2 separate regions of the Mus musculus genome follow, and region 2 is linked to region 1. Evidence: chromatin loops called from intact Hi-C (ENCODE). Cell type or tissue: left cerebral cortex. All regions are shown on one strand. Links, peaks and the distances in the headings refer to the core of each region. The heading gives the core; the rest is flanking DNA. Region 1 overlaps Gm41492 (a long non-coding RNA gene). Region 2 holds the start of Olig2 (oligodendrocyte transcription factor 2).

Region 1 (12,462 bases), core at 4,948-8,947:
ATCCCCGGGAGTGTGTAAGAAAGGTAGCTAACCATGAGCCTGGATGCAAACCTGTTTTCTCCCACGGTCTCTGCTTGAGTTCCTGCCTTGGCTTCCTTCCCTTGATGATGAGCTGTAAGCTATACACTAGGTAAACTTTTTCCTTCCCGATGTATCTTCCGTGGTGGTGTTTATCACATCAACAGAAAGCAAACGAGAATGGCTGGGCTGAGAAAATATGAAAGCTAGATACTTCGATGCCTGGATCCTTTAACTTCTAGTCTCAAAACAGTATGTGTTAAGTGGTTCCTTCAAGGTCAGATGTGAAGTTCTCGAGTAATGGAAGCCCAGGTTGTTTGCAAAGAGAGTTGCATGGCTCTTAAAGCAGCAGATACCTGACCCCTGATCTCAAGTTCTCCTCATCTCCAATGTCTTTTCCACAATTCTAACATCAGTTGTGTCTGCCATTTCCTGTTTGTGAATAATGGCGCTGTAAACATTTATATAGCAGTTTTGTTTAGACATATGTTTTCATTCCTCTTGGATATAAACCAAGGGGTGGAATTACTGGGGCATATGGCTTCTCTATTTTTAAGCTTTTTGGGGATCTGCCAACTTGTTTTCCTAATCAGCTGCATCATTATTCGCTCCCACCAGCAGGGCAGGAGGGTTCCGATGTCTCCAAACCCTCACTGGCACTTGTAATTACTGTCTCTGATTCTCACCCACCCTGGTGTGTGTGAGCTGCTCTCAGGTGGTTAACAACGGGCTAACTTATCATGTATCTAGTAGAGAAGATCTCAGAACATGTCTTTTATATGTACAGACACAGTATGGTACAGTTCTTCATGTGTTTTTAAGTGGCTGGCCATTTTGCAAGCAAGATATAAATAGACTAGGTAGTCCTCTCTTCCCAGACATATGACTTTTTCCCTTTCTGGGGCCTGCATTTTCATTTTCTTGTGGCCGTTATTCACAGCACGAAGACATTCCCTTCTACCAACACACAGTTGCCTTTTTTTAGTTAGTTTTGCTTCTAGAGTTCTGGCTAAGAGAGCATTGCCTCAGCCAAGGCCACAAAGAGTTATCCCTCCTCTTCTCTCTCTCTCTCTCTCTCTCTCTCTCTCTCTCTCTCTCTCTCTCTCTCTCCCTCTCCCTCTCCCTCTCCCTCTCTCTCTCTCTCTCTCTCTCTCTCCTTTTAAGATTTTTTTTTATGTATGTGGGCACACTGTCACTGTCTTCAGACACCACCAGAAGAGGGCATCGGATCCCATTACAGATGGTTGTGAGCCACCTTGTGGCTGCTGGGATTGAACTCAGGACCTCTGGAAGAGCAGCCAGTGCTCTTAACCGCTGACCCATCTCTCCAGCACAGCCCTTCCCTTTAGATTTCTGGAACATTTTGAATTGATTGTGTGTGTGTGTGTGTGTGTGTGTGTGTGTGTGTGTGTGTGTGTAGTGTTGTGCCCATTCCTATTCTTTTGCATGTGGGCTTGCACTGTGCCAGTCTCTGCTCCTTGTCCCTACTCCCTGCTATCAGGAGACTTCACAGGGTGATGCTCATGTGCTCTCTGCTGCCTCTACTGGATGCTGACAATGACATCCTTACAAAGACTCCCAGGCTGTGGGAAGAAGCTGCAGGGAGTGCCAGGTGTACTGCCTTCCATTCTACAGGGAGCAAGGAGCACAGAGAAAAGGACTGTTCCCTCATTTAAGGACACTTGCTCCCTTCCATGGTCTCCTGTCTAGAACTCAGCCTCAAGGGCATGCTTAGCAGGAAGCTGGTCTGAGGACACGATAGCATTATTCCGAGTGGCTCTGTGGTGGCCTGAAAGTGGGTGTCCCTACAGAAGACAAAGCAAAGCAGAACTGGGCTAGGGGTACCTGATTTCTGGGCTCAAGGGCGGTCTCAGGACTCAATATGCTTCCAAGTTATTTTTCTCTCCTATTACATTTTTATTTATTTATTGCCAGATAAAACTGAATGCTTGGCACATACCATATGAATTGGAAGAAAATGTATAGGGTGGGATGGGTAAGACAAGACAATTTACAAATGCACTGTGGTTCTTTAGGTCTCATTCTTGTTTTGTTTTGTTTTGTTTTCGAGACAGGGTTTCTCTGTGCAGTCCTGGCTGACCTGGAACTCACTCTGTAGACCAGTAGACCAGGCTGGCCTCGAACTCAGAAATCTGCCTGCCTCTGCCTCTCAAGTGCTGGGATTAAAGGCATGCGCCACTACCACCCGGCTTTAGTTCTCATTCTTGTGATGACATTTAACACCCACTGTGAGTTTTCTGAGACTGTGTGGCCACATAGCACCTTATACCTCTTAAGTCCACCTAACAGGGACTCTAGATACATTAGTGCAAGTCTTCTCATACCCTGGGTTATCCAGATGGTTTCTTACTTCAATGGCATCACCTCTGGGACTGTACCTGTGTCACCAAATTCTTCTTCAGTTTAGATTCTGGGAGTAGTTTGTCAACCCGTGGGGAGCTGGCTGGGATATTGCTTCCATTCCTGTGTTTTCGAGCAAAGCATTTGGATTCAGTGCAGAGGGGGAGCTGGAGTTCCAGACACCGAAGCCAATGAAACCCTCAAAGGGCTCCCTCCACACTCGGGCACAGATTTGCTGCTTGAAATACATTGTTCTCTTACTACTCTTATTTTCTTTAAAATTTTTTTTCTTTTTCTTTTTCCACTTTCAAACAAAGATGTGAGCATTGTTTTCCAGAACAATTGCACTGTCCAGACTCAGAAAAGTGTCAATTCAACCCATGTTGGCTTTTCTCTCTCTCTCTCTCTCTCTCTCTCTCACTCTTTTTAAACTAATTGTAATAAGTGGTTGCTGTGAAAAACGCAGGCTTCCTCAGGCCGCCCTCCCAGTGACCCATACCCTGACCTGCCCAGACCACCTTCTGTCCAAGAGGGGGAAAGTTTTGTTCCTAGATCAGATAAAACCCGGGTTTACCCCTAGCGACCAGCAGGATTAATCAGGCACCAGTAGAACAGCACACAGCAACACTAAAACCCACTCATAGTAAGAAGGACTCGCACCAGGCTGCGCTCGACCCAGGTGCTCACCTCTTCTGTCCTTTGCCCTGAGATGCAGAACCTGCCTCCCCGGTACCCATGGCTTCTGAAAGAGAACGACTTGCTTGCAAGCTAAGAAGCAGGCTACATCAATATGCTATTCACCCAAGCTGGCTAGAAAGTACAAGGGTAGAGAGAAAATTTGCTGTGTGTGTGTGTGGGGGGGGGGGGGGGGGGAGGGGCTCTTGGAGGATTACACTGCTGCCCCATCTGAGACTTACTGGTTAACCTGTAATCCAGAGCAAAAACTATGTAGCACTGACTGGTTTAGAATGAGCCCAAAGGCACTGACTTCTGTGTGGGGCCTTTTGAACATAAATCTTTCCAAAGAGCAAAACGTAACATTAAACATGGCCCATGTATAGATACAAAGCGTAACATTAAACATGTGTAGATACAAAGGAAGTGAAAGGCAGAGAACTTTCTGAACCTTGGCAAGTTTTTGCTCATGGAAAGAGCCCTTTGGGGACACAGTTTTGTCAGGGAAGGAGGTTATCAAATTTTATATTCTGGGGCAAATTTCTTCTTCTTTGTACTACTGGCAGAGAATCATTTTCTTTAGCAATCATTGTCAGCTTCTGTTATTTGTTTGTTTGTTTGTTTGTTTGTTTTTTATCATAGTCTGGTTCCAGGGCAAAGCAGAAAGCAAACAAAATCAATGGTTCAGACTGAGATAATTTAATATCAAATCTACTATGAGTCAAAGTGTATTCTTTCTGATTTGATTTGAAAACGTGTTTTCAAAATAAGCTTATATCACTTCTGGTTGCTAAATACAGCTATTGCTGGTATTGTGGGGAAACCATGGAGAGGTAACAAAGATAAGAGTGACCCTTAGGACGGGGTGACAGAAGGGGGGAAATGAAGGCGGATACCACCCACTAGCAGTCCATTCTAAGTGGTATTTGACTCAGCAATATTTGAGATGGAAGAGACCTGGCAAAATGTGTCTATACAGGAGGGGAAAAAACACATGAATTTAAATGAGATGACAAAGGAATTGTTATTAGGGAATAAAATAAAATAAAATAAAATCGATTTTTTTCCCCTGACCTGTGCCTTATGGGAAGTATTTCAAAGGCAGACCGGGTTTATTTCCCAGTGCCTTCTGGAAGCTCTCCCCCAGGACACACGGCCCATGCTATTAATCTTGACTTAGTGAATGAATGTATTATATGGATTTCAATCCAGACCTTCAAGCCTTAAAGAGCTCCGAAGAGCCCGGATAAAGCGACCCGGTTTTGCTTTGGCGATGGCACAGGGGTGATACCATTTAATTCCCCTTTCATCTCTATGGGAGGCTCCAAAAGCCAACAGGTTTCCTTTCTGCTTCCCAGAGAGAAAGCTTCTGCGGCTTCAGTACCGCTGAGAGACTGGAGGTGGGTGACCCTCTCCATCCGTTACCTTGGAAGCCGTGGAGAGGCGGAAGTAAGCACGAGATAACAGGCTCAGGGCACATTCCTCCCCACTGCGCCGAGACTGACCGCCCATTCCTCCCCGCTGCGCCGAGACTGACCGCCCTCCCAAATGGCCAGTTTGTTTTTTGATTTTCCACGGTCCAGCCCTGTGTTTAGCACAGAAAGACACTTTGGAAGCCACAACACTTGTCATCCCCGCAAATACACACAAGGACAAAGCAGGGGGCATGTCTGCTTTGTCCTGTCAGGCAAATTATGATCTAAGTTTTCTGTCAACACCACCTTGTGCGTGCCCGTGCGTTGTTTAACGCAATAGCAACCTGTTTGTGGGGATTCTAAAATATAATTGAAGTTTCTAGCTGAAGAGGGGGAAGGAGGGAGGGAGGGAGTGAAGGGTGGAGGGAAGGAGGGGGGATTAAATGGGTAGAGTAAGGACAGAGAGATGGCAAAATGGTTAGAGCACTTGTTGCTCTTGAGTGGGACCCAGCACCCACGGGGCGGCTCACAACCATCTATATATAGTTCCAGGGGACCCAATGGCCTCTTCTGATCTCTGTAGCTACAGGTATTCACAGGGTACAAACATATACATACATGCAGGCAAAACACTCTCATAATATAAATATCTTTTAAAGTAAAATGCTGAGGAAAATTAGAGCAGATTTTAGACTGGAGGAAAGGTTTTATGCCTCCACAGGCCACATACAGGGGACCCAAGAGGGAAAAAAAAGATACGAGGGACTTGGGTAGCAAATGAGTGAGCCGGAGTGGATTAGACCAACTCATAAAATGACTAGTAACAACCAGGCGGTGGCTGGACATCATAATCTGTTACCCAGGGTGGACACAACAGCCAAGAAAGCCTCCTAGTTCATTACATTTTTACGGTAGGTATGAGGACAGGACCCCCATCGATCAGCCTCTTTATCAGAAGATATCAGCCTGGTCTACAGAGTGAGTTCCAGGACAGCCAGGGCTATACAGAGAAACCCTGTCTCAAAAAATAAAATAAAATAAAATAATCAACGTGGACAAAAAATGGATGTGCGAAACAGGCAACACTCTGATTCGCTATCCCAAGACCCAGTCTTGGGATAGGCTGAGGGAAACAGAATTTGGAACCTAAGGGGGCGGGGCGTGTAGCAAGCACAAGTCATAGAGACTGAGTTTTCACAGCTTCAACCTAGTCAGTAGGATTGTTAGGACGTGTGGGAGAAAAGTTAGCAGAAATGAGGTGTGTGGGGGCGGGGTCAGAAAGATCTTACATTTCCAGTCACAGAAAATAAACCTCGGGAAGCTGAAGGTAGAACCTGTGTGTGGCATTGCAAGAAGACTCTGGGGTCACTCCTCAGTGTCGAAAAGTAAAGCAAACAAGAAAGCAGAGGTTTCCACAAAAAAAAAAAAAAACCAAAAAAAACAAAAAAAAAGTTTTAAAATCAGAAAAAGAGGGCTGGCAAGATGGCACTTTTAAATCTGTTAAACACACACTACCTTATAAGCCAGGTAACATACCCCACAATGGAGGACGGAGCTGACTTCAGAAGCTGCCCTCTGACCTACCTACACACACACACACACACACACACACACACACACTCTCACACACACACTCACACACACACTCACACACTCACACACACTCACACACACATACACACACACACTCACACACTCACTCACACACACATACACACACTCACACACACACACACTCACACACACACTCTCACACACACACACACTCACACACACACCACACACACATACACACACACACTCTCACTCACACACACACTCACACACACACACACACTCACACACACACACACACTCACACACACACACACACACACACACACACACTAATAAATGAGACTAAGCTATGGAATCATATAAAACAAGCGGCTAAATCTTTCAAGCAGTCTTCATATTATGGGTTAGAAGCAAAAGCCGAGTCATTTCAACCAAGACGGGGAAAATCAACGCAACTGCTCACTGATAGGACGTGGCGTCTTCAAATGCTTCTTTTTTCCTCCAGGAAAGAAAACTGTTCACGTTGTAGACCTCACATATGCCCGGGACGCCAAAATACACCGAATATACAACAATGCAAGGATTTAGCTTTTGTCTGACTCTGTTAATCTCTGAAAGGCTTGTTTTTGATGTGAATTAATTGGATAGTCTAACATGTGCCTATCTGCCCATCAAAGTATCTGTGAATCAAGTGACAACTGGCGTAGGCACTTGGCTGGGTAACAGCAGTATGGCTCGGCCCCTCCCAATATGAGATGGTCACACAGGCTTTGCCAGAAGGAGCCTGCCTTGTGAAGTTACCACAATGAGCGAGCAAGGGACAGAGCCTCCTCTGGCCTGAAGCTGAAAAGATCCTCCGGAGCCTTTAAGATGAACTGGAAAGCTAGGGTCTGACCAAGAGGTCTCTGAAGCCTAAATATCTCCATTGTGATGCAAATCTTAATTTTCAATCAAAATTGTCTGAAAAAAAAAGTTTCTCTGGAAAGCAATGGAGGAAGCAAGCCTAAATCTGATTTCTCTCTGTGTGGACTTCCTATTCAACCTTTAAGTAAATGCTATTAAACAATTAAACATGCAACGTCTTTCACAGCTGACGACTGAAGACTTTGCTCTGTCCGTTAGCGGCAGTTTTAATTAACCACAGTGTGAGTCTCAAGTGGCGCTGGGCGTATGAAGGATAAATGATCGTGGCTTGTTGGGAGTCCCCAGTTTGGGTGCCAATGTAACAAGCAGCTAAGAGCATTTTAGCTTTGACAGGCGTTCAGTGATGGAGTCTTAGCTGAGACCTTTCTCAGCCTGGATCCTGTACCTAAGCCCAGATGAATGAATTACGATGGAACACAAAGGGAAAACACCACAGACTAGACGTTTTCCTGGCTGTATTTTAAAAACTGGACATTGAAATATGGGATTTAAAAACAAAAACAAACAAACAACGACAACAACAACAAAAAACCTCTACAGATAGCTTGGGGACCTTTAGACTTGGAGACTTGGTTTAAGAAAGTCTTTCGCCTGCCTGTTTAGAGGTGTTTCTATAAAAGTGTGTGTACATGGATATGAGTGTGCACACACTCTAGTGCAAGCGCATGCAAGCCTGTGTCTCTGACGATACCCTTAGAGATGGAGCGTTTCTCCTGCCAAAATACACACACAGCCCAGGATTAAAGGCGCTGAAACCTACCAGCAAGTTCTTAACGCCCTCCCACAATCATTAGACCAAATCCACATCATTCTAGATTCATTTTCTCCTTTATTCATCCGTCCAACTAATTCCCCCCGCATTCACCAGGCTTATATCTTAATCTTTTCTGTTACATGGAGAATACATAATGAAAAGCTGCATTTTCTGGGTACATGCACACATTGGGAACGGATGAACCATACGTGAAGTGACATACAATGCTGAATGCTGGCTGAATGGTCTCCAGCACTAAAAACACGGCGAACCCAGGAACAAAAAGCAGACGAACAAGAGCCAGCGCCGGCCCGGCCTCCGCAAGGACACCAGGGGATTCGCCGGGGAAAACATGGGTATAATTTCAGTGTTTTCAATCACGCAAGCTGTGGGAAAGGAGTCACCATCTGATGTTTGATTGTGTGGGATATGTTTTTGGCAGTGGCCCTGTATTCTGCATTGACAAAAAAAAAAAAAAAAAAAAAGTAAAAGAAAAAAAAAAGAAAGAAAGAGAAAAGTGGGGGAGGTGGAGGCGGGGCAAGGAAATAAAAAAGAATGCAGTTACATTTGCAGTTTTCAATTTGCTGCTTTGGGGACAGACACAGCTGACAGTTCTGACCAGTGGCCACCTGAAAATTAGGGCCAGGACCTGGCTACTGTCCCCTCTGTGGTGTCCTCCCCCGCCCCAACTGCCTGGGCCTCCTTTTATGCTCCATGCTACCACAGGGGACTTTTATCCACTCTCCCCGTTGCCTGGTTAACTTACAGCTGAGCTGTGGGGCTGATGTTTGCCTGATTTAATAAAGTCTTTTATCTGAGGTAGTGGCTGAGGAAGGAAGGTGGGGGACCTGGCAGAGGGGAAGGGGCCCCGGCTCTCACCAGCAGGCATTTCCTGGCAGGGATGGAGACAAAAGGGGAGGGTGGCCAGAGGACTCCCAGGCAACATGTGCAGGACTGGCACTCAGCTGCCAGGTGGCTCCAGAGGGTAAGTGTCCAGATATAGGGGTTGGCCATGTGGTTTGTGGATGGAGGCAGTCAGTAGTGGTTAGCAGCCACAGATTCCAGAAAGAGCTAGGTTTGTCCTCACCCAGACTGCTCAATTTAACAAATAAACACTCGGGATGCCGGGCCAGATCTGTCTCATAAAAACAACAAAACATTAAAACGATGAACTTGGAATCCAGATTTGCCCTGTATTTTATCAACCCTGTTTCCAGGGTTCAAGCGCCCCCTCCTCACCAGCTGGAGAGGGACAGACAACCTCCCCAATCTGTCTCAGGCCATTCTGAAGATGGTAGGGAAATGGAAGGAATCAGAGAAAGGGGCCTCTGGGCCTTGCCAGTAAACATGTGCTTCCCACACCCAGCTATGCTACAGTAAACAGCCTGATTTCCAGTCCGTGCAAGGAGACGTTGCTAGCGAGCCCAGACAATCCAGTGCTGTCCCTGCCAGTGGGCTCTACATGGCTTTATTTATGCTTTTAAGCCAGACTGAACTCCCTGGTCAGCACTATTGCTTTTTTTTTGGGGGGGGGGGGAGATGCAGTTTTTTTATTAGAATACTTTAAATTGTGTTTGCAAATATTTAACACAGGGGGAAACAAAAACAGCTCTGTTCAGTCCTTCCCAATTCCTAGGGGCCAAAACAACCAGAAAGAAAGATGAAGGGGGTCTTAGGCAGGCTGAGGTTTAAAGCCTTACTGAGTAGGCTTTACTCCTACTGTTCTGCACTTTCAGGTGTGCACCTGCTCACACCAGAGATGCATTTATAACATGATAAATGGTTCCCAGGCAGCCCTCGGAGGCTGAATTACAACATAGCTGCCATTCAAAGAACTCTGGGTCTCCCACTCGAAAGCCTCAGGACAATTCTGGGGCAAGGCCTTCGAGACATCTACAGAATGCCTCCGGGTGGCAGCCTCAAAGATTTCAGTGGGTGACAACCTAATAGGGCTCCCCTGAAGGGTGCTGGGCAAAGGCTTCCCCAGCCTTCAATTGAGCCAACTGGGTAGCATCAGAGACCTCCATGGGAGTCTACTGCATGGCAGCCTCGTGGACCTGCACTGGAGCCAACTGGGTGGCAGCCTCTCGAACCTGCACCAGGCCTATGTGTGTACATATTAGGGGCAGGGTTAAATATATGGCATAACCTCACTTTTCCAGATAGGGTCTCTCACTGAACCCAGGTCTCACTGCTTCAGCGCCCCCAAGCTAGGAGGCTGGCTCATACCACGCCCAGTCTTAGGTGCTCAGGACCCAGATTTGGGTTTCCATGATCACACAGCAAATGTTTTACGGATTGAGCCATCTCCGCAGCCTTCTCGGGGCTACTTTGCATCACCCATGCTTGCGTTCACTTTGCAGAAGCCCTTCTGGCCACAGGGACATATTTCCATAAATAAGCATATATGTGCATGGTCCGGAGTTCCCCAGGTGTGGGCCTCCACAATGCGTCTCCTTTACAGTACTGGAGATTGAAAGTGTCTCTGCAAATAGCAGGCATCTGAGGAGCCCAGATCTCATGGTCAGATAGTTCAGGAAGCCGCTGTCCACTATCCTTCATGGTGTGGTCACACTCAAGTGTAGGATCAGTGGTTTCTGCAGCAAACTGGCCCAAGTGATTAGGGGAAGATCTAAAAGAACACGTTTCCTATACCGTGCCCATTCCTGGAAGGCACACGTAGCTGCTTACAGCTTACGCTGGCCGGGAAGAGGAGTGTTCCCCACGAGGGGAAATTGCTGTTTTCAAGCACAGGGCAGGGCTGTAATGGCCATTTATAATGACCGCATTAGCATGGCCCCTGCAATAGACCTACAATAAATTAAGGCTGCATTGCAATTAGCACCAATGATCACAGCTGCCGCCATAAACGGCATATGCACTAATTAAATAATTTGTCACTTGACTGTTTAAACAAACAACTCAGCCTCTTTATATTACACTCTGCCATTTCCAGCACACCGCCATGGGCCATTAACCCAGAGGAGGGAACAGCTCACAGCCCTGCTCCTGGAGCTACATCTACACAGCAGGATAAGGGGTGAAAGGTAAGATTCACCTGGACCACAGCTGTCTTCAGACTGGGAGCATCCTCTTGGAGTATGAGCTCCAACAGAATAAAGCCGATCCTGCCTTTCAGGCTTTTGGAAAACAGCCTGCCCCAGGCTACCCTCTCCACACACCATTAAATAGGTCCCTGCCTGTTCCAGGCTACCCTCTCCCCAACACACCATTAGGTAGGTCCCTGACAGAGATTTTTATCTACACCCACTTTTCTATCTTCAGCCACAAGTTTCTCCCCATTTACAACACTTTATGTAGTTTTTCCTCTTAACATATATATTATATATATTTAACATACATTCTACATTTATAATCTAATATACAATATATATTATATTTTAACAATATATAATATATTGTTGGAAAATACTGTCTGTAAAAAAATAAGCTCCGAAGCCCCTCCCCGGAAATCCACTGGGCTGTGACTCTATCAATGGACTGGTCCACTCAAGAGGCCCAAACACTCTTGATCTAATCACCCCTAAAGACTGCCCTCTGAACACTGTTGCTCTTGGATCAAGCCTTGAACACAGGGGACACTTACAGTCCAAATCATAAGAGCTAGGTACTGACTTTGTTGTTAGGGTAATCAGGTAAGGGGGCTATAACTACCAACATGTTACAGACCAGGGCTTCTCTGCCTGCCATACACAGAAGCCAATACTATGACACCGGGCTTTTTAGAGTGTGGAGGACAGGAGCTACAAGCTCAAAATCCCATCCCCCAACAATTATAGGAGAATCTGTGAGAGAGGAGAGAGAGCTTGCTTGTAAGCTAGCATGCCTCTTCGCAGGGCACGTGTTGCTTTGGTCAGGGGGGTTATGTTGGTCCATTACATTGTTGACAGAAGACCCAGCCGCTTCTGCCCAAGTGCAGGGTTGATTTCAAACTGAAAGAATCACTAGTGAACAGTCTGGAGACTTTTTCTGGAAGCCAACTGAAGAACTCCATCCTTTAAGGTGAGCGCAGGCCTTAGTGGAATTCAAAAGCTTGAGAGTAGTCTGTCCCCTACCGTGAGACAGGGGACCGTGCCACCAGACAGAAGACCCGGGAAGGTAGCTCAGAACTCAAGGTAATCTCCTAATTGAGAATGGCCGGCGTCCAAACTAGCTCACAACCAGTCCCGGTCCTGGAGCACGTGCCCACAACAGCCCACTAAGCGGACCATGACAACCGGTCACATACCATAGAGCACAGAGTTCTCCATGCTAAGGAGGTATCTAGATAGGCCCTGAGTGTTTGGCCAATGAGCTTCCCTTTCTGGCCATCCCTTCCTGCAATCTCTGGTTCACCCTGAGTAAGTGGCATGCATTCTCATCTGCCATGAATAAAGCCGTTTGGACAAGCAAGGACCATCTCCTTCATCAAGGAAACATGGGCTGGGACCCCGATCTTAACACTGCTTTTCACCTACCCTGTGCTTTGACAGCCTGGCACACCAACAGCAAGGAAGAAATGTGGAAGGACACAATACTGTTCGTCTCCACCTGCTCTGGTCTTGTATAAGGCCAGTGCATGCAAGGGTTTGCCTGTTCATTCATGGCTGTATTCGCCGTGCCCAGGGCAGGGTGTGGCATATCATCTCTATTCATTAAAGCCTTAGATAATCTAAGGAGAAATGAAAAGGGGTTCTACAGAGGCTAGAGTGTGTGTGGGCCCAGCGTTGGGTATCTACCGCAGGAGACTGCTTACAC
Region 2 (12,462 bases), core at 5,178-9,177, 53 kb after region 1:
ATAGTAAAAAGTTGAAAACAATCTAAATATGCATGTCTTTTGACAGATAAAATAAGTAATGGCATAGACACACGACAGAAAGGATTTTCTTTTAAAGAAGGAGGTGTTAAACACACGGATAAGAAGAAGAAATCTCCAAATAACTACTAACGGGAAAAAGAAATGTGTACCACATGCATGCAGTGCCCATGAAATCCAGAAGAGGGCACCACATCCCCTGAGCTGGAGTTAAAGACCATTGTGAGCATTGTGGGTGCTGGGAATCAAACCCAGATGCTCTGAAACAGCAGCTAGTGCTGTCAATCGTTAAAACATTGCACCAGCCCATACGCCCATTTTTAGATGAAAATTTTATATGGAAATTGGTTGTACTAAACGATAGCATTAGCATAAAAAGGGAAATGGGGTATTTTTGCATAGGTTACATTGGAAAGATAGACAAGAAATGATAATCTCATACAGGGGCTGTGCAGCACCAGCCTTTAATCCCAGAGGCAGGCAGGGTTCTATGGGTTTGAGGACAGCCTGGTTTACATAGTGTGTGTGTGTGTGTGTGTGTGTGTGTGTGTGTGTGTGTGTGTTGTCCCCATGGTTGAGGTTACAGGTGTGCACTGCTATATCTAGCTTTCTCTTTCATATAGATGCTTGGAGTCTGAAGTCCTCATGCTGTGTGGCAAGCATTTTACTGAGTGCGCCATCTCCCCAGAGCCAATGCTTTGAATCTGAACTAAGTGAATAACCACCTCTTTGAAAGCAAGCAAATCTAAAAGAACAATAATTAATTAATTTCATCTGGACAGACAAATACACACACACACACATCACAGGAGAAACGTGGAAGGCTTATGTTCTTGTGTTACAATAGGAAAGATGGACATAGCTGTGAACTTTGGCAACATCTTGGAAAAGTGAGCCCTGCCATCTGGGGCTCAAGTGGTCTTGATTCTCAGGGACAGAGAAACAGAAGAAACATGGACATAGCTTTGGGGGTGGGGAGAACCTGTCCTCATTTTGCCTTAGTGGATTTCCCAGTCCCCTGCTCACCCTGATGAGGACATTTGAAGAGCATATATACTATTTCCAAATGTGCTGGTGCTAATTCTCTGGGTCTGTCTGTGTACTCATGGAATGTACCGAACCGGGTAAGATCAAAAGAGCAGCAGGTTTATATACAGGACACAGCAGAGAGCGTGCCACGCCAAAGTTGAGAAACAGGAGAAAGATTGAAAATATGCTTCAGACGCACAAAAAGCATTTCTGGAATTCTCAGAATACTGTAATTTTGGTGTCTGTGGAAGGCCTGGCAAGGGGAGAGGTGGAGGGGTCGGTTGGACCTCAGAAATCTCTTAACCAAACGTTCTTTACGCAATCCAAGTATCTTTTCAGCATGTGTGACCACTCGTACTGTGTAAAGATGAGAATCCTGGTTCCCACGATAGCTTCCTTCCTTCCCATGCCCACTAACAGTGCGACCTGCGGGTGCTGCCCACACAGAAAGTCTCTGCCTAGAAGGCGAGGTCGTTCTTGCTGTTGGAAATGGAAGAGGGGGGCTGGAATGCTTAAAACTCCCGATCTTCCAACAATCAAGACCATAGACCACAAGTTGTGCCTTGGTCATCAACCCAGAAGAATCTCCGTTCTTAGGCAAGCACTCCTTCTGCATTAGCCACGTCTCGTCATTTAAACCTCCTGGGATCGGCTTTCCCACCCCACCCAACATCACTTTAACAGACCCTCAAAGGGTGGGTTCTGGGACGCTTTGGATGATTGGAAATGGGTGAGAATCTTGTCAGCCCCAGAATAGCCTGTGCCTGGATCTGAAAGACTCACGGAAAAGCCCAGAACAAACCATGAAAAATCAGAATAGGGTTCCTCAAACTCCACTGTACCCAAGAATCAGCTGGATTCCTTCTTAGTGTCGATTGTTTCTTCGGTTCTGAGTGAGCCTGTGGGCAGCAAACACCCTGGTCCAAGGATCGCACGCACCTGGAGAGGCGTGGGCTGCCTAGGAGAGCTCTCCTAAAGCTCACAGCTATCCTGAAGGGGCACGTTGCTAAAGCGAGGCAAAGCCAAAATGAAAATGCAGGTAAGTGTGTTGGAGAGCAATGGATCAACAGAACTGAAAGGCGGGAGGGAGCGGGGTATTAGAACGGAAGAGCGACACGAGCCCAGCCTCAGTTTCTCTCTGCACCTGTCTCCGTGATTCTGGGCTTCCAAGTGCTGCTCAGCGACTGGCGGCTGCCGCCACCCCTCGGAAGTGAAGCTGCTGCTAACCGCGGACCAGGAGCAGCGATGATTGCGGTGGACTCCGGCAGCTTCGCTCCTGCGCTGCGTGGCTCAGGTGGCCAGAATTCCACGGGGCTCCGAATTTACACAGGTTTATGGGTTCCCACCGAGCCAGGCGTTCAAGAACTTTACCTCAGTCACTCACTCGTCCTGTCCTGCACCACCGCAGCTGCATCTCATTCCTGTCCATTGTCGTTGTCTCCCTTCGCCCCCCCCCCCGCGACCCCCAGTGGTTCGGCTTGGCCTGAAGCCAAGGGGCAGCAGCCTGAACCCATCTCTGCTTCCCCGGACCAGGGCTCCGAGGAAACAGCAGGTGGCTCACTTCGCCTTGGGAGAGCCTGGTAGTTGAGCTCAGGTCTGACGAGGTCTTCACTTGCCTTAAGGGGAGATGCTGCAACTCCCAGCTTCGCGCCCCCCCCCCCACCTCCCACCCCGTGATCCGAGGGGCAACCTTAGACCTCATTAAATCTCTTGGGAACTAGGTTAACTAGATGGGGGAAACCTAGTTAACGCTGTTGTCTATGTGGCGCGTGCATAAAACTCAGTGTGGCCATCGCACCACTAACCCCCACTTAGTGGTACTGACTCACCTCTATCCCGGGAATGCGGGGCTCAGTGAGCTCCAGCCTGCGGAAGGAGCTCGGAAAAGGAAGAAGGGGCGAGAGTGTGGGAGTGCTGGGTGACCTGAAGCTCAGGGTGGGGGAAGGGCTGGGCCCCAGAGGAAGGTGGGGTGGGGGTGGGGTGACCACAAAGGGATAGGAGGAGTCTGTGTACAAAGGTGAGAAAAGAGCCTTGAACATTCTACTCCTGAGAATGGGTCCGTGGAAAGGGGGAGAAGCAAGGGAGGTCAGGGCCCCTCGGGCTGAAATGCAACTTGCAGCCCGCAGCTGGGTGCAACAGTTGCTGCGGTTTTGTCCACACCCCCCAACCCCCCACCTCGCCAGAGAAGAGTGGCAAGCAGTGGTAATGGGCTCCACTTCCTCAGTATGTGGGGTGCTCCTGGGTCTACCCTACCAGGGAGGTGCTGGAAATAGTACAAGTGCCTCTTATTCACGAAACCCAATAGAGGGAATTATCACCTCTTGTTAGCCTGGGTGGGTCTCCTCTGCTCCCAGAAACTAGTTGCTTCTCTAGAATCCAGTCTGCACTGGCTAAATCCACTTTACAACTAAAAGGGCACACAGGACTTGTCAAAGGAGGGGGATGCTTCCCATAAGTGCTTGGAAGCCTGGACTCCCCCACCTAAACCTCCACATCGCACACACTGGAATAATTCTGAGGAGGCAGGAGATTAGCTCCGGAGCAGTGAACCATTCCTGACTTTGGTCAAAGAAGCAGAGGCCAAGTAACTCCTGGACACCTGGCAAAAGCAGGGAAGAGAATGGAAGTTTAGAACAAAGCTGTGGAGGACTTGGAACCCAACCCCAACATTGACTTCTAATCAGTGGTATCTGTAAAATGGGAACAATGACCCTTCAATGCCAACGCCAAAGAGGGGAACTGGGCAACCAGTTTGTGTGCTGAGCCCAACAGAAGTTCATTTCCATCCTTGTCCAGTGCTACCCGGATGTCATCCCACCAAGAACTTGGATCAGGACAGAGATGCATTTCAGTGGCCAGGATCATTAAGAGCAGGTGGCTGGGACCTGGGAAAGTAGCTCACGTCTCTCCAAGACTTAGTTTTCTCTTTGTAAAATGGGAGCGATGCTTCTCTTTAGGGCCAGCTAGAGAGTAACTGAAAGAGCCAGTCAAAACCGGCTGAACGCGTGCGGGGGAGGGGGCGGGGTGTTGGGGGGCGCAGCTCAGATAACCTTGAAGCAATCACCAGCTCTGCCATTCTAAAGGCTCACTCACACCCCACAATTCGGAGTACAGAAATGACCTGTTTATTGAATACACCAATAGATCCTTGCCCACAGATGCACTGTTTTACTGTTACTAGTCCTTGCACAATTGCTTGAGAAGGCCTTTGGAAACATTCACCGCGCGCATGCACGCCACCTGCCAGCCAGGCAGGCAGACGTACAAAACCCTGGCGAGGTCCGGCTGGGGCTTCACGCTGAGTTTTGCCAAGCTCCGCCGGGTTCTGACTCCTGGAGTGTCTTACCGCACACGGTTGAGCTCCAAAGCTGCCATTCTACAGTCCTTCTGGCTTCCGGACCTCCAGTCCTCACCCCCACTCTCCGGTGCCAGAAGCCTTGCCTGCCACCGCCACCCCGGGAGGATTCTGCGCAAGGACACCGCTCTTCTTGGCAGCCAGGCAGAATCGCTGCCTGAATGCTAGTAGGAAGGAAGGAAGGAAGGAAGGAAGGAAGGAAGGGAAAGGAAGGGGGAGAGCCAGGACCAAATAGGGAACCAGGGAATCGGTGGGAGGTCTGCGCCCTGGAGCCCCGCGAGAGTCGCCCCAGCCGGTTTGGCACTGGCTCCTCCTGGGCCGCCAGGCTGCGGAGCAAAGGCCGGCCCTTACACGCACCCGGCCTTTTGTGCAAAGGCAACACAAAGGAGAGGGAAAAACACGTCTTCCGTTTTGAAGGAGGAGGCCAACAGCTCAGGACGCCTAGGCAAGCCAGGAACTCCCGGAGCCCGGCCTGCCGATTAGCCTAGGCAAGTGAACTCTCCATTCCCAGGGAAGGCATATTGGTCCAGCTGCGTGTGTTGGTTGGAAACGCGTCTCTAGGGCCCACCCAGGACACACAGGCAGGAGCTAGATCCTGACACCGGCGAAAAGTATCTCTCGGACCAAGAAGGACAAGCGGGGGCTAACCCCGACTAGTTTCCGATGGGGTGGGAGGAGTAAAGGAGACGCACGGAATTGTGTCCAGCCTCTGACTTGCCTCAGAGCCAGAGACCAAGGGACACAGATGGCCCTCAGGCGGCAAGCAGCTCTCAGACGAAGAGAAGGCAGCTGAGAGGAGAAGGAGACAGTTGGGAGCTGCCCGTCAAAGCTTCCGACTTAGAGAGTGAGGACCACCAGATGCCTGGAACTGCTGGGACAAGCTAGTTAGCTAACCAGGCTGCTACGCTAGCCACAGGGCTAGGGGAAGTGGAAAGGCTGGGGGTGGGGGTGGGGGACGCAGAGCCAGCTAGCGCTGCGCTCTTGCCTTCCGGCTCCTTTTCCAGGCTCGCCGCTGTAGAAAGGTTTCCCCAACTTTCGTCCGGGTCTCCAACTCCAGCTACTGGACCAAGTGTACAGAATGTCAGGCAGTTCTCCCGCAGACTTCCGGACGCAGAAGAGACAAACCAGTAGAACGCAACAAAAGAAGGAACCTGGGCGCTCGGATGCTCCGGGCAGTCACACTAGCCTGGGTGGCTGCAACCTATCTCCCGCATATTGTACCGCCTGAGGTTTGTTAGGGACTTTGGAGATCCACATCCCAGCTGGTGGCCCCACAGAGCTCACCCCCACGTACGCCCTCTCTGCGGTTTGCCAACGAAGGCCCAAGAGTGGTCCTCACATGCCCAAGCTCCTAATCCCCACCACAAGCCCCGTGTGACAGATTCTGCTAATTGAACGGTTATGGGTCATCCTCATAACCGTTGGGCGACATTATCACCACGCTTCAATTCTTCATGTTTTAAATACATATTTAACGGATGGCTGCAGAGCCAGCTGGGAAACACGCGGGTCGGAAAACAATGCTTCAGAAGGCACGAGATGAGGGGCAAACGCGCCAGCCCACTGACACTCGAGGGTGGACCCCAGGGGGGGGGGCGGGGGAGAACTTAGCACGAAATGAGGAGCAATCGCCTGAGTTTTCATGCCTGTTCTGACTTTGCTACAAGAAGACCAATTACTGTTTGTCTGCTTGCTTGTTAAAACTACATATGCGAATTCAAATACCAAGCAATGAGAAGTAACGAGAAAAGACCGTTAAAACTCCGTGAGAAGGAATTGGCGCTTATGTTTGGGGGGTGGAGGAGAGGTAGCACCCGAGATCTGTAAAAAATAAATATCCCAACAAACAAACAAAACGCATTTGAGCTGGAAATGTCCGGATGTGAGAAACAGTTGGGGGTGGGGATACAACCTACTGCCCCCATGCTTGGGCACTGCCAATTGCTCGCATCCATCCACGGTAGGCAGGGTCACCTGTATGGGCCTGGCCGTATTTTCTCCTGGAGGCTTGCTGAAATCAATTCCTAGGTTTTCACTTCCATAAAATGGGTGAGTGTATAGTTATCTCTAGACTTCCCCAGGCAATTCACCCAGATCCAGTTTCTCAGCTTTGTATGTGTGTGTGTGTGTGTGTGTGTGTGTGTGTGTGTGTGAGAGAGAGAGAGAGAGAGAGAGAGAGAGAGAGAGAGAGAGAGAGGCTGCTACCTATAAAAGACGTCCCAAGGCAGCTAGGAGTGTGTTTCAAGTATCAACTCCCATCCACAGCGGAGAGCCTCCGATAATTCTTTGCAAATAATGTTGCCTCTACTCCAAGGCTTGGGCACCAAGATGTTGGAAGTTCAGTGGCTGGGTTTCCCTGAAAATGAATGAGGTGGAAGTCGTTAACCATCGATGCGTTGGCGCTTTGACTGTATTGAAAATAGCTCTCCGGAGCTTCTACACAATCTAAACTTTATAATGAATTGCGATTTCTTCCCAGAGTGCTAAGAACCTTTCTCTGCTTCCTTGCCCGCCCCGTGCTCTCCAAGGCCATGCCCCCACCTGGGGGCGCTACCGCCTGTCCCCAAAGCTGCAGCAACTGCCACTAAGTAGAAAGGAGCTAAGGGAGTGGGGGCCTTCTGCGCCGCTAGTGTTTTCTTATGCAACCACAAATGGTCACAGTTTGATGAAAATCACTCGATAGGTCGGCAGCGGGAAACAGGAGGAGGCGGGAGGGCTAGCAAAAACTCCAGGTGTGGCAAGCAACCTCGGTGTTCATTCTCAGCCATAGAACTGGTTGGCCATCGGACGAGTTTGCAGATTCCCCGTCTCACTCCGTACCCTGGCCTGACGCTACAGTGACAATATTTATATTGAAAGTTGCAGGCGTTCCCTCTCTGCCAGGGTCCCCAGACTTCTTTAGCAGCCCCGCTAGCCCACCCGCTTCTTCAGCTCGCCCTTTCCTCTCCCTGCCCAGGTCCCTCCTCCCATCCCTCCTCGCGAATCTCTCTACCGCGGGCGCCCATTGGCTGTGTGCTGAGAGGAGGCGTGTGCCGGGCCCGGCGGGTTTCATTGAGCGGAATTAGCCGGGTGACATCAGCTTCGCAGCCCCTCGGGCCGGCCCAGCTCATTGGCGCCTCTGCCCCTCCAGGAAAAGCACATTGTTCCCGCCCCCCGCCCGGACCACCGCCACCGCCGTCGCTGCTGCCTCCACCCAGCTATAAAAACCAGCGGAACCCCGAAAGGTGTGGATGCTTATTACAGACCGAGCCAACACCAGCGCCCAGAGCCAGGTTCTCCTCCGCAGCGAGCACCTCAAATCTAATTCACAGTAAGTGTCCCCGCCCCTTAACTGCTCCAGCCTAAACCCCGAAGACCGACTTCTCCAAAGTGGCTAGGATTTAGGATGCACCCTACAGTGCTGGCCTACTGGCCGAGATCCCGCCCCAATAGGTACTAATGACTGCCTGGGTGTCTACACTCACCGCAGCATCCCAGGCTCCAATAACTCCTGTTGCGAGTCCGCAAGCTAGCCGCGCGGTCGTAGAACCAGCGCTTAGAAAGTGAATCCAATGCGGGCTGCCAGTGCGTGTGTTCACGCTTGCCGGCGTTTGCTGCGTGTGTAGATGGCGTTAAAGGCAGATGCGTCTGAGCACCAGATAGAAAATACTTCTCTATTCAGATCTCCGGTCCAGAGAAAAGTCCTCATTTATTCCAGGCCGGACTGAAGAAATAAAACCTCTAGAATGTCCCTCATTGAGGGCCACCCAGAAGTCCCTGAAATAAAGTAACCGGTGGATGAGTGGGGAGGAGAGAGATTAGGATAACTTGCATGCCCCGGGCTGCTAGAAGGCCAGACTGCCGCGGCGTAGATGCCAACCACCTTTGCGGGTTCCTGGAGCTGCCGTGCAGGCGGGGACGGCGATTGTCTCACTTCTTTCTCCACACCCTGTGTGTCTGTCTGTCTGTCTCTGTGTATGTGTGTGTCTGTGTCTGTGTATCTGTCTGGTTCTCTCCTCAAGTTCGGAAGGTTGAAAAAAGAAGGATCATTCGAGAGCTTAGATCATCCCTGGGGCCATGGACTCGGACGCCAGCCTGGTGTCTAGTCGCCCATCGTCCCCAGAACCCGATGATCTTTTTCTGCCCGCCCGGAGCAAGGGGGGAAGCAGCAGCGGCTTCACAGGAGGGACTGTGTCCTCGTCCACGCCGAGCGACTGCCCGCCAGAGCTGAGCTCCGAGCTACGAGGGGCCATGGGCGCGTCAGGCGCGCATCCCGGGGACAAACTGGGCGGCGGTGGCTTCAAGTCATCTTCCTCCAGCACCTCCTCGTCCACGTCCTCGGCGGCCACGTCTTCCACCAAGAAAGACAAGAAGCAGATGACTGAGCCCGAGCTGCAGCAGCTGCGCCTGAAGATCAACAGCCGCGAACGCAAGCGCATGCACGACCTCAACATCGCCATGGACGGCCTGCGGGAGGTCATGCCTTACGCGCACGGGCCGTCGGTGCGCAAGCTCTCCAAGATCGCCACGCTGCTGCTGGCGCGAAACTACATCCTCATGCTCACCAACTCGCTGGAGGAGATGAAGCGACTGGTGAGCGAGATCTACGGGGGTCACCACGCCGGCTTCCACCCATCGGCCTGTGGCGGGCTGGCACACTCGGCGCCTCTACCCACCGCCACGGCGCACCCCGCGGCCGCCGCGCACGCCGCGCACCACCCGGCCGTGCACCACCCCATCCTCCCTCCCGCAGCCGCCGCCGCCGCCGCAGCCGCCGCCGCCGCAGCGGTGTCCAGCGCCTCTCTACCGGGCTCCGGGCTGTCCTCGGTCGGATCCATCCGGCCTCCGCACGGCCTGCTCAAGTCACCGTCGGCAGCCGCAGCCGCCCCTCTCGGAGGCGGGGGTGGAGGCAGCGGTGGCAGCGGTGGCTTCCAGCACTGGGGCGGCATGCCGTGCCCCTGCAGCATGTGCCAGGTGCCGCCGCCGCACCACCACGTGTCGGCTATGGGCGCCGGCACCTTGCCGCGCCTCACCTCCGACGCCAAGTGAGCCGGCCAGCGGGGGTGCGTCCTGGAGAGCCAAGGGCTGCGGAGCAGCGCGGACAGGCCAGCGCTGGGGCTCCGGGGCTCTGTTGCAAGAAGGGGAGCTGGACCACGGGCTGGGCCTAGGGGATTATGGGGAGTCGAATATATGGGAACCGAAGCAATGGGAGCATTTGAAGCGATGGAGAGATGCGTTCGTTCCAGAACCTGGTTGACTCTTTGGCTGAACACTCCAAGGGTCTGGGAGGCGCCATTGTACAAAACGGCCACAACGCGCGGGTACTTTCATCCCTGGAACTTCCTGCCTGCACCCCCAGGAAGTCTAAAAACTAACTTTCCGGTGTACAAAGATTGACTCCCTGTCTGGGCTTAGACGAGACGCAGAGCACTGCACTTGACTTCTTTCCCCCACTTCAGGCGGGGTAGGAGACTCCCAGGAACCGCACTGCAGAAGCGACCTCTGGGCCTCACCCTGCAGGTTCATCCCTGGCCCAGGGCCAGGCACTAAGTTAGTAGACGCTGGCGTGGGTATCAGAAGCACTTAGGGTCCTGTGGTCTCAGAAGTGTGGCCTTCCCTCCTGTTGTCTCTCCTGTTGATTTGTGGTTTCCTAACAAATCTGTGAATGTTCCTTTTCAGAGCACAGGAGCAAGCTTTACAGACGCTTAAAATAGCACTTGTGGAATGGAATAATCCCAAAAGTCCCGATATGGAACGGAATCCTTTTTGGGTCTTATTTTTAAATAGATCTCCCCCCACACACACGCACACACACACTCACGCAACACACATTCTAAGCACACATCAATTGGTTTCTTACCCGACTGGGGACGCTGTTTTTTGGTACCTGGGGGCTTGACAAAAGAACAACATCAAAAAGTTGCTGTGAATATAGTTTGAGCTTTTTGGGAGGGGGTATTCTGTTGGGTTTTTAATAATTTCTTGTGTGTGTAAATATAATATCAACGAAATGCGCGATGCGAAGCTCTTTGTTCACGTGACTCCCCCCTCCGTCTAAGCCCGCTGTTTTCTTTCTGTGTCGTTGCCCTCCCACACACACACCTTTTGCCACCGTTAACACGAGGGGCAAACCCCTTCATGCGCGCTCCCTGGCGCGACCTGCATTACAACGTGGGCTTTACTGCGCCTGCCTCCTAACCTTCCACCTCTTCCGCGCTGCCCCTGCAGAGTGTATCTATCACCTGTTTTATTTTTGTAAAGAAAAAGAAGTGCTAAATAATATTTATTACTTGTTTGGTTGCATAAAACGAAACAAATGATGGAGTGTTGAGATTTTAAATAAAATTTAAAGCAAGGCAGGTGTTTTCAGTTTGTGTGAGGGAGTTACGGGGGAGGGACAAGGAGACGCTAGGGACAGCGATTCCTCTGGGGACGGATTTGTAGCTCGTTTTGCTGGCTTAGCCATGGAGAAAGATAAGGGATTTTTACTACTCCCTCCCTCCCCCAACACATGTTTTCTTTAAAAGAGCACGCTCTCCGGATGTGTATCACAGCTTTCTTGTGCTTTTTTATTTTGCACGCCTAATTGGAAACTCCCTTTCCCCTTCTAGTGAAAATAGAGCTAGTTCAAGAATGAATTTTCTTTCCAGGAGTGCCGAACTTTGGACCTTCAGGGCCAGGGACCGAGCCTCTGCGGAGGTTCTGGGAGCTTTAACAAAGCCCTCTTCAGCCAAGAGTTTCTTTTCTCTAAGCTCAGGAGCGTTCACTGGGCCTCACAGCACCACTGGATTCAGCTGAGCCGACTCTTGGGTCCCGGTGTACCGGCAAAGCCTGGGAATTTTGTGCAAAGCTCTGCAGGGGTGTTTGATGAGGATTCACCAGTCTCTTCCATCCTTTCTCAGCCTGCCCGTCCGCCACCGGCAAAGTGTGGGCGCTGGGAACCTATGGCTCTGGGAACCTTCCTGGTTTTAGAGGCGGCTCTCTTGCGGGGGGGGGGGGGCTGTGGATTTTTCTGGGGCAACTTCTGTCTTTTCACAGTCACTGAGTGTCTTAGAATCCTAAACAGTGGTGCAAAGGTAGGGTTTTACTCTCAAGAGAGATTCTAAGAGAAAATTTTTAAAGCTTCAGTTTCCTGGATAAAACTTGAAGCAGATTCAGTTCCAGTCGCCCCTCTGTCACCAATTTCTGAAGTGTCAGCCTGATGCTGGGCATCAGATCCTTTAACAGATGACATGTTGGGTGATCACTGGCAGACGGTACCTAGACTTGGAAACTGAGAGTTCTTTTTGTTGTTTGTTTTGTTTTGTTTTGTTTTGTTTCTTTCCTCCCAGCTGGGCTGGTTCAGGAACGCGTTACTTGGACCCTAGTGAAGGAAGACCTTCTGTGGACCCATAGGCTAGCTCTGGGACAAGAACGGCTCCTTCCTCCAGTGGGTAACGCCTGTCTGCTAGCCAGAACTTCAGGCTCTGGTGTGCCCAGCGTGCTGTGGGTCCTACTTTGCTTATCACAAAGGCCTTCATTTGTTTCCTCCTTAAGACTAGGAGGCAGATGTGGAATGGAGAAAGGAAAGAGAAGACTAAGCTCAAGAAAAGGCAGGGTTCGGCAGGTCTGGTTCTGTTTGTTCCAAAATCCCACTGAAAATCAAAGTCCGGTGTTTGAGACAGAGTCCAGGCCTCGATGCAGACACACACCAAGGGATGCTAGGAAGTGGGAAATCCCCAGCACTTAGCTAAGAACCTGGAGGGCAGTGATGGGGAATGGCACAGTGTCTGAAGCTTGTTCACCCAGCGGTGCTTTGCAAGCCTCTGCCCAGGCCTTAGGCACAGAAGGCAATTGTTCCGATGAAAGAAATCAAGTCTGCTTTGCCATCTCTGTTCCTAAGTATCTTGGCGGGGTCCATGCTAAGAACCTCCTAGCCCCACCAACGAGGGAGTTAAGTCCAGCCAGGCTCTGGACCCTCCCCTGAGACATTAGCCTCAGCTGTTCAAAGCCCTGGGCTCCCAGCTTCCCTGGCCTTGGGGGGAAGTGCTCACCAGGAAGCATGACAGACCTCCAACCACCACTGATAGCTCCTCTCCCAG

Evidence for each region. A loop is a pair of places that touch in the nucleus more often than their neighbours do. Peaks named below come from ENCODE experiments on the same cell type or tissue, not always from the same donor. Only the 100,000 strongest peaks of a DNase experiment are listed, where the experiment ranks them.
Region 2: a loop joins it to region 1, with 2.6 times the contacts of the local background. A loop is called at or near these places in 6 of 42 quality-filtered maps.

What each region holds. Positions count from the first base shown.
Region 1 is chr16:91,165,517-91,177,978 of GRCm38, forward strand. All of the region lies in intron 1 of Gm41492 (a long non-coding RNA gene), which reads right to left. It also overlaps Gm9881. Among named protein-coding and RNA genes, the nearest start is that of Gm41492, 29 kb to the right of the region's middle. In left cerebral cortex, for the core only: no CTCF peak of the experiment used is centred there; no DNase peak of the experiment used is centred there.
Region 2 is chr16:91,217,942-91,230,403 of GRCm38, forward strand. It overlaps Olig2 (oligodendrocyte transcription factor 2), which reads left to right and starts at 7,609. Exons shown (of 2, transcript NM_016967.2): 1 at 7,609-7,712; 2 at 8,404-10,736. The coding sequence starts at 8,459. The coding sequence ends at 9,430. Gm52261 (a long non-coding RNA gene) reads right to left here. Exons shown (of 2, transcript XR_003951962.1): 2 at 10,638-12,462. In left cerebral cortex, for the core only: a CTCF peak has its summit at 6,957 (motif pointing right); DNase peaks (open chromatin) are centred at 7,023, 7,452 and 8,760; H3K4me3 peaks cover 2,219 bases; H3K27ac peaks cover 1,375 bases.